Linked DNA regions of Homo sapiens: region 1 is linked to region 2. A link is an interaction called in ENCODE POLR2A ChIA-PET data of the cell type or tissue named here. Cell type or tissue: GM12878. All regions are shown on one strand. Links, peaks and the distances in the headings refer to the core of each region. The heading gives the core; the rest is flanking DNA. Region 1 overlaps UBE2G1 (ubiquitin conjugating enzyme E2 G1). Region 2 overlaps CYB5D2 (cytochrome b5 domain containing 2).

Region 1 (5,378 bases), core at 216-5,215, 140 kb after region 2:
ATTCTTATTTTTTGGTGTTGTCTGTTGTTGCTGTTTTGGTTTTTTGAGACAGGGCCTCACTTTGTCACCCAGGCTGGAGTGTAGTGGTATGATCACAGCTCTATGCAGCCTTGACCTCCCAGGCTCAAACGATCCTCCTGCCTCAGCCCTCCAAGTAGCTGGGACCATGGGCACATGGCATGATGCCTGGCTAACCTGACTTTTTTTTTTTTTTTGGTAGAGATGGGGGTCTCACTATGTTGCCCAGGCTGGTCTCAAACTCCTGGGCTCTAGTGATCCTCCCACCTCAGCCTCCCAAGTAGTTGGGACCATAGGCACATGGCACCATTCCTGGCTTTTTTTTTTTTTTTTTTTGGTAGAGATATAGTCTTACTATATTGCCCAGGCTGGTCCCAAACTGGGATTACAGGAAACAGCCCCTGCGCTGGCCGACAAATACTTTTTCAATGCCTACTGCATGCCAGGCACACATCTGACAGAGAAGTACAGCAGTGAATATATGACAGGCAAGGCCCGTGCCTTCAATGTTTTATGTATGAGGTTTTCTATAATTAAGGTTCCTCTTCCCAACCCATCCCTATCTGCTAGTAAAATCTATTTACTAAAATAGAATCAGGGCCAGAATAACACCGAGGGCCGGGCGTGGTGGCTCACGCCTGTAATCCCAACAGTTTGGGAGGCCGAGGAGGGCAGATCACCTGCGGTCAGGAGTTTGAGGCCAGCCTGGCCAACATGGAGAAATCCCATCTCTACTAAAAATACAAAATTAGCTGGCTGTTGTGGCACATGCCTGTAATCCCAGCTACTTGGGAGGCTGGGGCAGGAGAATTGCTTGAAGCCGGGAGGCAGAGGTTGCCATGAGCCAACATCACACCACTGCAGTCTAGCCTGGGCAACGGGCGAAACTCCATCTCAAAAAAAAAAAAAAAAAAGGAATAACATCAAAACTTGTAACACTACAAAATTCAGCATAAAAATTTCATAGAGTATTACTATTTTACAATGTTTTCTGTACTTACTGTGTAATAAGGATTTTTTCCAAGTCATTTTTCTTTAAAAACATGCTATTAAATATGTGTACAGAATTCTACCACCACTATATAAGATCCATTTTCCTTTTTAAAAAAAATCAAGTTATCACTAATCCAGGATCTTTACATTTTTAACCTTCTCATGTCATTTTAAACATACCATTTATTTTAGAATGAGAAGATTTTTAGGCTTAATACCTATTATCAAACCATATTTTAAAGGATTGTATCAATTTATACTGCCATCAGCAATCTGAGATGGCCATTTCATTGCCTCCTCAGGATGAACATTTTCCTTTATTGATGCTGTTTAAATTTCATATATAACATCTGGTTTAATTCACTTTTCTAAATGCTTTTGGGGTGACAACTTTCCATGGATATAACCTGTATGTCCTTCCTCTTTTGTGAAATGTCTGTTCTTATCCTTTAGCCAGTTATGTACTTAATGTTTACTTTCCTCTTGCCACGGTGTTTCTTAGTTTTCCCCATATAATTTTTGCTTGTTACTTTTTTCTTTCATTTCAGTGTTCATTAGAGATGAAACTAAGCTACCTGGGCCGGGCACAGTGGCTCGGCCCACTGTAATGTATGGCTGGCCTGTAATCCCAGCACTTTGGGAGGCTGAGGCGGGCGGATCACCTGAGGTCGAGACCAGCCTGGCCAACATGGTGAACCCATCTCTAATAAAAATACAAGAATTAGCCGGGCTTGGTGGCACGCACCTGTAATCCCAGCTACTCGGGAGGCTGAGGCAGGTGAATTGCTTGAACCTGGGAGGCGGAGGTTGCAGTGAGCCACTGCACTCCAGCCTGGGCGACAGAGTGAGACTCTGTCTCAAAAAAAAAAAAAAAAAAACCCAAACCAAAACCAAACAAACAAAACTAAGCTGCCTAAACAATGCATATACTTCTAGCTACCTCCTTTTTCTTGAGGCCATGCACCTAAAATTCTGAAAAACTGATTTACCCTCATCTTCTCTATTTACTTACTACTCAGGTATTCCTTTATTCTCCTAGAAACTGGCTTCTCCCTAGCAGGATGCTACAACTGTGTCCACAAGTGGTCTGGATAGCATATTTATTCTCCTGGGTACTTTCAGCTACCTGAAGTCACCCCTCTGGGCCAAGACAACTAATACTGTGACAACACTTTGCTGGATACATTTTCCTCCCCTGGCATCTGTGGTACTCTTGTTTTCCCCTGGTTCTTGAACATTCTCTCAGTCACTTTCTAGTTTTCATTTTCCTTAATTTGACTTTTGATGTTATCCTAATCTCCAACATTAACTATATTTTCCGTAGGAAAACTAACCCATTCATTATCATGTTATCTATCATCCTGATACAGTAACTTCCAAGGCCCTTAAGCTCATTGCTGAACCCTGGACTGGTTTAACTAATTATCTAACTGGGTGTAGCAAGTATACCTCAAGAAAAGCTGAATATATGTAAGGTCAGTCACATAAAACTATTCCCCTATAATAATTTTATAACATCTCTATAACTCACCTACTATACAATTCACCTATTTGAAAAGCACGATTTAATGGTTTCTGTCTAGTATGTCTACAGAGTTGTACAATCAATACCACAATCAATTTTAGAGTATTTTTTCACCCTACAATGAAACGCAGTACCAGTTAGCAACCATTCCTCAATCCCCCCCACCTCCCCTCCAGCAGTAGGGAACCACTAACCTACTTTCGGTCTCTATGGATTTGTCTATTCTTGACATTTCATATAAAGGGAATCGTACACTATGTCACCTTTTACGACTGACTTTGTTCACTTAATATAATGTTTCCAAGGTTCATCTATGTTGTAGCAAGTATCACTACTTCATTTCTTTCTTTTCTTTAGAAAACAATATCATGTAATTCATTTCTTTTTATTGCCAAATAATATTCCGTTATATGGGTCCACATTTTGTTTTTCTATTTATCAGCTGATAGACATTTGGGCTGTTTCTACTTTTTGGCTGTTATGAATAATAAATGCTGCTGTGAACACTCGTGTTCGAGTTTTTCTGGACATGTGTTTCAGTTTTCTTGGTTAGGTTCCTAGGATGGAAGTGCAGGGTCCTATGGTAACTATGCTTAACCTTTTGAGGACTGCCAGGCTCTTCTCCAAACACCCGCACCATTTACCTTCTTGCCAGTAGTGCATGGGAGTTCTAATTTCTCTACTTCCTCATTGACATTTGTTATTATCTTTTTGATTATAGGAATCCTAGTGGGTAAAAAGTGGTATTTCATTATGGTTTTCACTCTATAATTATTTTTGTAAATGGCCAGTCAATCCTAAACTCTTACTTCTCCTTTACCATTCACCTCTGGCAGTCAAGTCAAAGAAACTAAATTACCCTTCCTGCAACACTATTCTTAGTTCAAGTTTTTATTGTTTTTTACTCAAATTATTGCTAAAATGCTCTACCTCCCTGCTATCTCTCTGACTTCCCCTTCCAATCTTCTATGAGTGTAATCTTTCAAGAAGGAAAATATAAGAGAAACCTATTACATAGCTTTTTTATTTTTTGTCATTTTCTCTTTTTGTCATGACAATATGTACAGCTTTAAATGTCATGAATTAAATGAGTCCTCACAGCCTAAAGAATGAAGTTCAAGCCAAGCATCATCTTCATTCAAAATTCCATCTAAGACCAGGCGCGTGGCTCACGCCTATAATCCCAGCACTTTGGGAGGCTGAGGCAGACAGATCACATGAGGTCAGGAGTTCAAGACCAGCCTGTCCAACATGGTGAAACCCCGACTCTACTAAAAATACAAAAATTAGCCAGGCGTGGTAGTGGACACCTGTAATCCCAGCTACTCAGGAGGCTGAGGCAAGAGAATCGTTTGAACCCAGGAGGCAGAGGTTGCAGTGAGCCAAGATAGTCCCACTGCATTCCAGCCTGGGCGAGACAGTGAGACTCCGTCTCAAAAAAAAAAAAAAAAAAAAAAAAAGAAAGAAACGAAAAGAAAAGAAAAGAAAAAAAAGTCTCTTCAACCTTAAAACAAAACACACCACCATTTTATCAGCTGTCCTCTTAAACTACCTAGGTGATTGCTCTCTTTCTTTTTACCAGAAGGGAAGTCTCCCATGTATTTGCTTACATGTATGTTTTCATCTAATTTTCACAGATAGAAAACATAGGCCTGGCGTGGTAGCTAATGCCTGTAATCCCAGTACTTTGGGAGGACAAAGTGGGCAGATCACTTGTGCCCAGGAGTTCAGGACCTGCCTGGCCAACAACATGGTGAAACCCCGTCTTTACAAAAAAAAACAAAAATTAGCTGGGTGTGGTGGCGTGTCCCTGTCATCCCAGCTACTTGGGAGGATCACTTGAGCCCAGGAGGTCAAGGCTGCAGTGAGCTGTGATCATGCCATTGCACTGCAGCCTGGGTGGCAGAGTGAGACCCTGTCTTAGAAAAAAAGGACGGAATGGGAGAAACGTACGTGAGGGAGGGAGGGAGCGAGAGAGGGAGAGAAGGGGAAAAGGAGGGGCAGAGTGGGGGAAGGAGAGACGGAGGGAGGGAGGAAGGCAAGCTAGCTAGCTTAAGGCTCCAACAGGGTTTGCCTAGAGTTACACAGCTAGTCTGTGGTGAAGCCAACATTCAGAATCTGTTACATCTTCGAAATAGGTGCAAAACGATTGCCTATTATAATCAAGTAATGCAAGTGAAGGTAGAAGAAACTGTCGAAAGCCTAGGAAGAGATAAAAGAAAAGCCAAAGCACAAGAGGCAAGCGTCACCCATTCATGCATGCCCGCATCATGCAGGAATACGGTTAATGCATTCTGCCATCAACTGTTAGAGATATTTTCCTCTTCTTACTGGTAGGAAAAATCACTATCTTTTACGATCACTGCTGCCTTAGATGCAATAAAATACGCTAAGTCCCTTGGCTCCCAGTAGTTCTCCATTTGCCAGTTCCAGTCTCTCCTAATGCCCATCTGGTTTTCAAGCCTTGGCTTCTATTACGTATTCCATATCCTTCCGATAAATCCTTGTTTAACTTCATTCAATCATTCATTCCTGTCTCGCTGATTCCAGCTTAAACTAATCTATATGTTTCTATTCCCTGCACCCAGAAGTCTTGATGATGCGAAGCCAAATGCAAATTAGTATAATAGCCTAAAGAGACAACTCTGATTACATAGTCAAAATAATTAGAAAAGAAATCTCTGCAAGTTCTATCATACAAAACAAAGCCAAAAGTTCAGAGAGACTGTTTTATAAATATAGCTTATCTGGCCTAAACTTTGGGGACTTTATTTTACTTTATAGAGAATTTTTTTTTTAATTTTTAAATAAGACGTAGTTATTGGGGGCTTATATACAGGGG
Region 2 (5,378 bases), core at 201-5,200:
TGTCTGGCTAATTTTTTTTATTTTTAATAGAGATGGGGTTTTGCCATGTTGGCCAGGCTGGACAGGAAATCCTGGCCTCATGTGATCCACCTGCCTAGGTCTCACACAGTGCTGGGATTATAGGTATGAGCCAAAATTCAGTGTTTTTTTTGTTTTTTTGAGATGGAGTCTCACTCTGTCGCCCAGGCTAGAGTGCAGTGGCGCAATCTTGGCTCACTGCAAGCTCCGCCTCCTGAGTTCATGCCATTTTCCTGCCTCAGCCTCCCGAGTAGCTGGGACTACAGGCGTCCACCACCACACCTGGCTAAGTTTTTGTATTTTTAGTAGAGACGGGGTTTCACTGTGTTAGCCAGGATGGTCTCGATCTCCTGACCTCGTGATCTGCCTACCTCAGCCTCCCAAAGTGCTGGGATTACAGGCCTGAGCCACCGCGCCTGGCCCGGTGGGTTTTTTTTTTTAGTATAGCCAGAAATTTGTAAAAATGTCACCACTAACTCTAGAACATTCTTCTCACCCCAGAAAGAAACTTCTTATCTATTAGCAGTCACTCCTTATTCCTTCCTTTGCCAACCACTATCTACTTTCTTTTCCTGTCGATTGGCCTATTGTGGGCATTTCATGGAGTCATACGTGTGGCCTTTTGTGTCTGGCTTCTTTCACCTAGCATCATGTTTTAAGGGTTCATCCATGGTGTACCAGCATGTAGCAGTGCATTATTCCTTTATGGCTGAAAATATTCTATAGATACTATAATTCTAATAATATGGATATACCACATTTTATCTATCAGTTGATGGATTTTTGGTTTCTTTCTACTTTTTTTGCCTGTTATAAATAATGCCACTATGTACATTCATGTACAAATGTTTGTGTGAGCTGGGCACAGTGGTCCATGCCCGTAGTCTCAGCTACTTGGGAGTTGGAGACAGAAGAATCCCTTGAACCGAGGAGGCAGAGGTTGCAGTGAGCCAAGATCGCACCACTGCACTCCAGCCTGGGCGATACAGCGAGACTCTATCTCAAAAAAGAAAAAAACTATGTATTTAATTCGTTTGATATTTACTGGGAATTTACTAAAGATCAGGCACTGTACCAGACACTGGGGAATCCATAGTAAATGAGTTTGGTGTGTTGTCTTACCTGATAAAACTTACTAGTAGAAAAGACAGACATTAAATAGATATTAAATAGATATTACACAATTAATGTATTATTTTTGTGAAAAGTGTTAAAAGGAAAAGTACTGGTGTTACCAGAGGCTGTAACCGATTTGAAGAGGAGGAGAGGAAGGGAGCAAAGTGAACAATAAAGAACGTGGCAGTGGCCAGGTGTGGTGGCTCACGCCTGTAATCCCAGCACTTTGGGAGGCCAAGGTGGGCCGATCACCTGAGTTTGGGAGTTCGAAACCAGCCTGACTAACATGGAGAAACCCCATCTCTACTAAAAATACAAAATTAGCCGGGCATGGTGGCGCATGCCTGTAATCCCAGCTACTCAGGAGACTGAGGCAGGAGAATTGCTTGAACCTGGGAGGCAGAGGTTGCGGTGAGCCGAGATTGTGCCATTGCACTCCAGCCTGGGCAACAAGAGCGAAACTCTGTCTCAAAAACAAACAAACAGAAATTTGGCAAGGCAGCGTTGGTGGCAGCTGGTGCAGGACAATGAATGACGTGTTAAGGAATTTGGACATTCTCATAGAACAGAGGGAAGCCTCTGAGGATTCTTTGGCAGGAGAATGATGTGATCAGTTTGTGTTTAAAGTATCAGTTGAGTGTGGTATGAAGAGCAGATTGGTGGGGCAAGAATGAATGCAGGGAGGGCTTCCTTGAGGTTTGCTGTAGGAGTTCAGGTGAGAAAGGATGGCAGCCTGGGCTTGCTTAGATGTGGGTGGAGACAGGCAGACTGACACAAGAACACTGCTTAGGCAGAAAATAACAGGACTTGGAGACTGGATGTGAGGGATGAAGGAAGTGTTAGGAACTGCAGGCTGGGCATGGTGGCTCACGCCTCTAATGCCAGCACTTTGGGAGGGCAGGGCGGGAACGTTACCTCAGGTCAGGAGTTCGAGACCAGCCTGGCCAACGTGGCAAAACCCCGTCTCTGCTAAAAATACAAAAATTAGCTGGACGTGGTGGCGGGCACCTGTAGTCCCAGCTACTCAGGAGGCTGAGGCAGGAGAATGGCTTGAACCCGGGAGGTAGAGGTTGCATTGAGCTGAGATTGCGCCATTGCACTCCAGCCTGGGCAACAGAGCGAGACTCAGTCTCAAAAAAAAAAAAAAAAAAAAATGGGGAACTGCATTCCCCAGGCTGGATGCGGTGGCTCACACCTGTAATCCCGGCACTTTCGGAGGCCAAGGTGGGTGGATCACCGGAGGTCAGGAGTTCCACACCAGCCTGGCCCATCTCTACTAAAAATACAAAAATTAGCCAGGCATGTTGGTGCGCATCTGTAGTCCCAGCTACTCGGGAGGCTGAGGCAGGCAAATCGCTTGAACCCGTGAGGCAGAGGATGCAGTGAGACAAGATTGTGCCTTTGCATTCCAGCCTGGGCGACGAGCAAAATTCCGTCTCATGCACAAAAAAAAAGAACTGCATTCCTGGATTGAGCAACTGGTTGGCATTTACTGAGACAGGCAATACTGGAGTAGATACAGGTTTCCTGGCTGTGAGGGTGCTGATAATCACTATTTCAATGTGGACTTTTTTTTTTTTTTTAAGAGAGATGGGGTCTCACCCTGTCACGCAGGCTGGAGTGCAGTGGCATGGTCATAGCTCAAACCCCTGGGCTCAAGCAGTCCTCCTTATTCAGCTTCTTGAGGAGCTGGGATTATGAGCATTAGCCACCACGCCCAGCCAGTGTGAACATTTTGATCTTGTGATATCTGTAAGACGTCTAAGTGTTGTTGGATATACAGGTGTGAGCCTTGGGAGACATCTGAGCTAAAGATACAGATGTGGCTATCTTTGCCTGTAGGTGGGCTTTGAAACCACAGGTGTGGATGAGATTGTCAAGTGTGAGGGTGTGGACAGTAATTGACCCCTAAGGCTGGTAGACAGTGAGGAGCTGGAGAAGTAGGAGGAAAATCAGGCCAAGGGAAGTGGTCAGCTGTGTTAAAGTTTGCCGAAGGTAAAAGAAAGAATATGACCAATGCCAAAGAGATGTGTGTCCAAGGTCTAGGAGCATCTTTCACAGAGGAGGTGGTGGGGACCCCATTTCCCTGGGGATAAGGAGTAGGGCTTGTCAAGAGACGTTTCTCAGAAAGCAGTTTCTGGCCAGGCGTGGTGGCTCACACCTATAATCCCAGCACTTTGGGAGGCCAAGGTGGGCGGATCACCTGAGGTCAGGACAAGCCTGGCCACCATGGTGAAACCCCATCTCTACTAAAAAAATACAAAAATTAGCCAGGCGTGGTGGCGGGCGCCTGTAATCCCCGCTACTCTGGAGGCTGAAGCAGGAGAATGGCTTGAAAGCGGAAGGCAGAGGTTGCAGTGAGCTGAAATCATGCCACTGCACTCCAGCCTGGGCAACAGAGTGCGACTCCGTCTCAAAAAAAAAAGAAAAAGAAAGAAAACAGATTCTTGAGTGGGGATGGTGTCAGTGGTTTACACCTGGGTCTGATGGAAACATCTCTGTTCCAGGCCGAGACGCATCCAGAGCTTTCGTGACCGGGGACTGTTCTGAAGCAGGCCTCGTGGATGACGTATCCGACCTGTCAGCCGCTGAGATGCTGACACTTCACAATTGGCTTTCATTCTATGAGAAGAATTATGTGTGTGTTGGTAAGTCGTCCATAGGTCATACATTTCATTTGGTTGTCTGCAGTGTTTTTAGGGGGCTGAGATTTTTTAGGGATTGGGTTCAAGCTTAAAATCTGAAAAACAGCCATGGATTTGTTTTACTTTAAATTCTGGTCGTTAGAATAGGGATGAGCCGCCCAGAAGGAGATGGATGGGCACCTGCTTCCCCCACTCTTAGTCTTGGGAGAGGATTACTAAGCTGCTTGCTTTGGCCTCAGTTTCGCCATAGCCAGTGGTTGCTTGCACCATCCTTGAACAACCAGCTCCAGAAGGGCAGCTTCCCTGTCTCACTGTGTTCGATGCATCTGGCTTCAGCACACAGCCAGAAGGGCTTGAAGCCTGAATTTGTGTTTCGACAAATCCCCTTTTATTTGGTCCTCTAGGAGGAGACAAACTTCGTGAGTGAGCTGTCTCCCAGGTGGTAGTTATGCTAATCAAACCACTGTGTAGGTTACTGCACTTGCTACTTACTGATGCTACATAAGGGACTTGCTTCTCAAATGAGACAACACCAAACTGTGTCCTAAAGCAGTGTTAAAGACTCTAAACACTAGGCCCGGCGCAGTGGCTCACGACTGTAATACCAGCACTTTGGGAGGCTGAGGCGGTTGGATCACTTGAGGTCAGGAGTTCAAGACCAGCCTGGCCAACATGGTGAAACCCTGTCTCTACTAAAAAATACAAAAATTACCTGGGCGTGGTGGCACGCACCTGTACTCCCAGCTACTCAGGAGGCTGAGGCAGGAGAATCGCTTCAGCCCGGGAGATGGAGGTTGCAGTGACCTGAGATTGCGCTACTGCACTCCAGCCTCAACGAAAGACACTAAACACTAGATTGCTTCACAAGTACTGACAACTGGGATGGCCGTAGCCCTTTCTTCTATCTATCTGCAGCCCCCACGTCTCACTGGAGTCCTACTTGGACATGACTGACTTCCTGAGGAACACCAGTATCACTTCACCATCGAAACAGGTCTAACTTGGAAGAATTCTTTCCTTAATGCCTCTGAATTTCTGCTTCTGTCATCACTGCTTGAGTTACCTTTTCTGAGAACCTTGGCATTTTTATTAACACCTCAGCTCCCTCCACATCCAATCAATCATGGCTTTTTCATAATATCTAAAGTTTGTGTCCATCCATTGTGGGCCTCTGCAGCACGCCTTTCTTCATTTTCTCTCGTATGCCCAAGATCAGTCTTGAGACCATAACCCTGTCTACCATCGAAGGCACTGACCTCTACTCACCTGCGCTTCAGAGGGCTGGGTTCTTCCCTTTCCCAATGAAGTTGCCAAACCAAGGTTGAAACATTACTGGGTTAATAAAGAAAAGAAAACCCAATAGAAAAGAATAAGAGCCAGGAGTGGTCTCTCACACCTGTAATCCTAACACTTTGGGAGGCCGAGGTGGGCGGATCACCACCTGAGGTCAGGAGTTCAAGACCAGCCTGGCCAACATGGTGAAACCCTGTCTCTATTAAAATACAAAAATTAGCCGGGCATGATGGCAGGTGCCTGTAATCCCAGCTACTCAGGAGGCTGAGACGGGAGAATTGCTTAAACCTGGAAGACGGAGGTTGC

Evidence for each region. Peaks named below come from ENCODE experiments on the same cell type or tissue, not always from the same donor. Only the 100,000 strongest peaks of a DNase experiment are listed, where the experiment ranks them.
Region 1: POLR2A ChIA-PET joins it to region 2 with 10 read pairs; 2 of 35 experiments call an interaction of 5 or more read pairs at or near these places.

What each region holds. Positions count from the first base shown.
Region 1 is chr17:4,290,445-4,295,822 of GRCh38, forward strand. All of the region lies in intron 3 of UBE2G1 (ubiquitin conjugating enzyme E2 G1), which reads right to left. Among named protein-coding and RNA genes, the nearest start is that of ANKFY1, 29 kb to the left of the region's middle. In GM12878, for the core only: no CTCF peak of the experiment used is centred there; a DNase peak (open chromatin) is centred at 3,307; H3K27ac peaks cover 655 bases.
Region 2 is chr17:4,146,250-4,151,627 of GRCh38, forward strand. CYB5D2 (cytochrome b5 domain containing 2) reads left to right here. Exons shown (of 4, transcript NM_144611.4): 2 at 3,642-3,782. Among named protein-coding and RNA genes, the nearest start is that of CYB5D2, 5.7 kb to the left of the region's middle. In GM12878, for the core only: no CTCF peak of the experiment used is centred there; no DNase peak of the experiment used is centred there.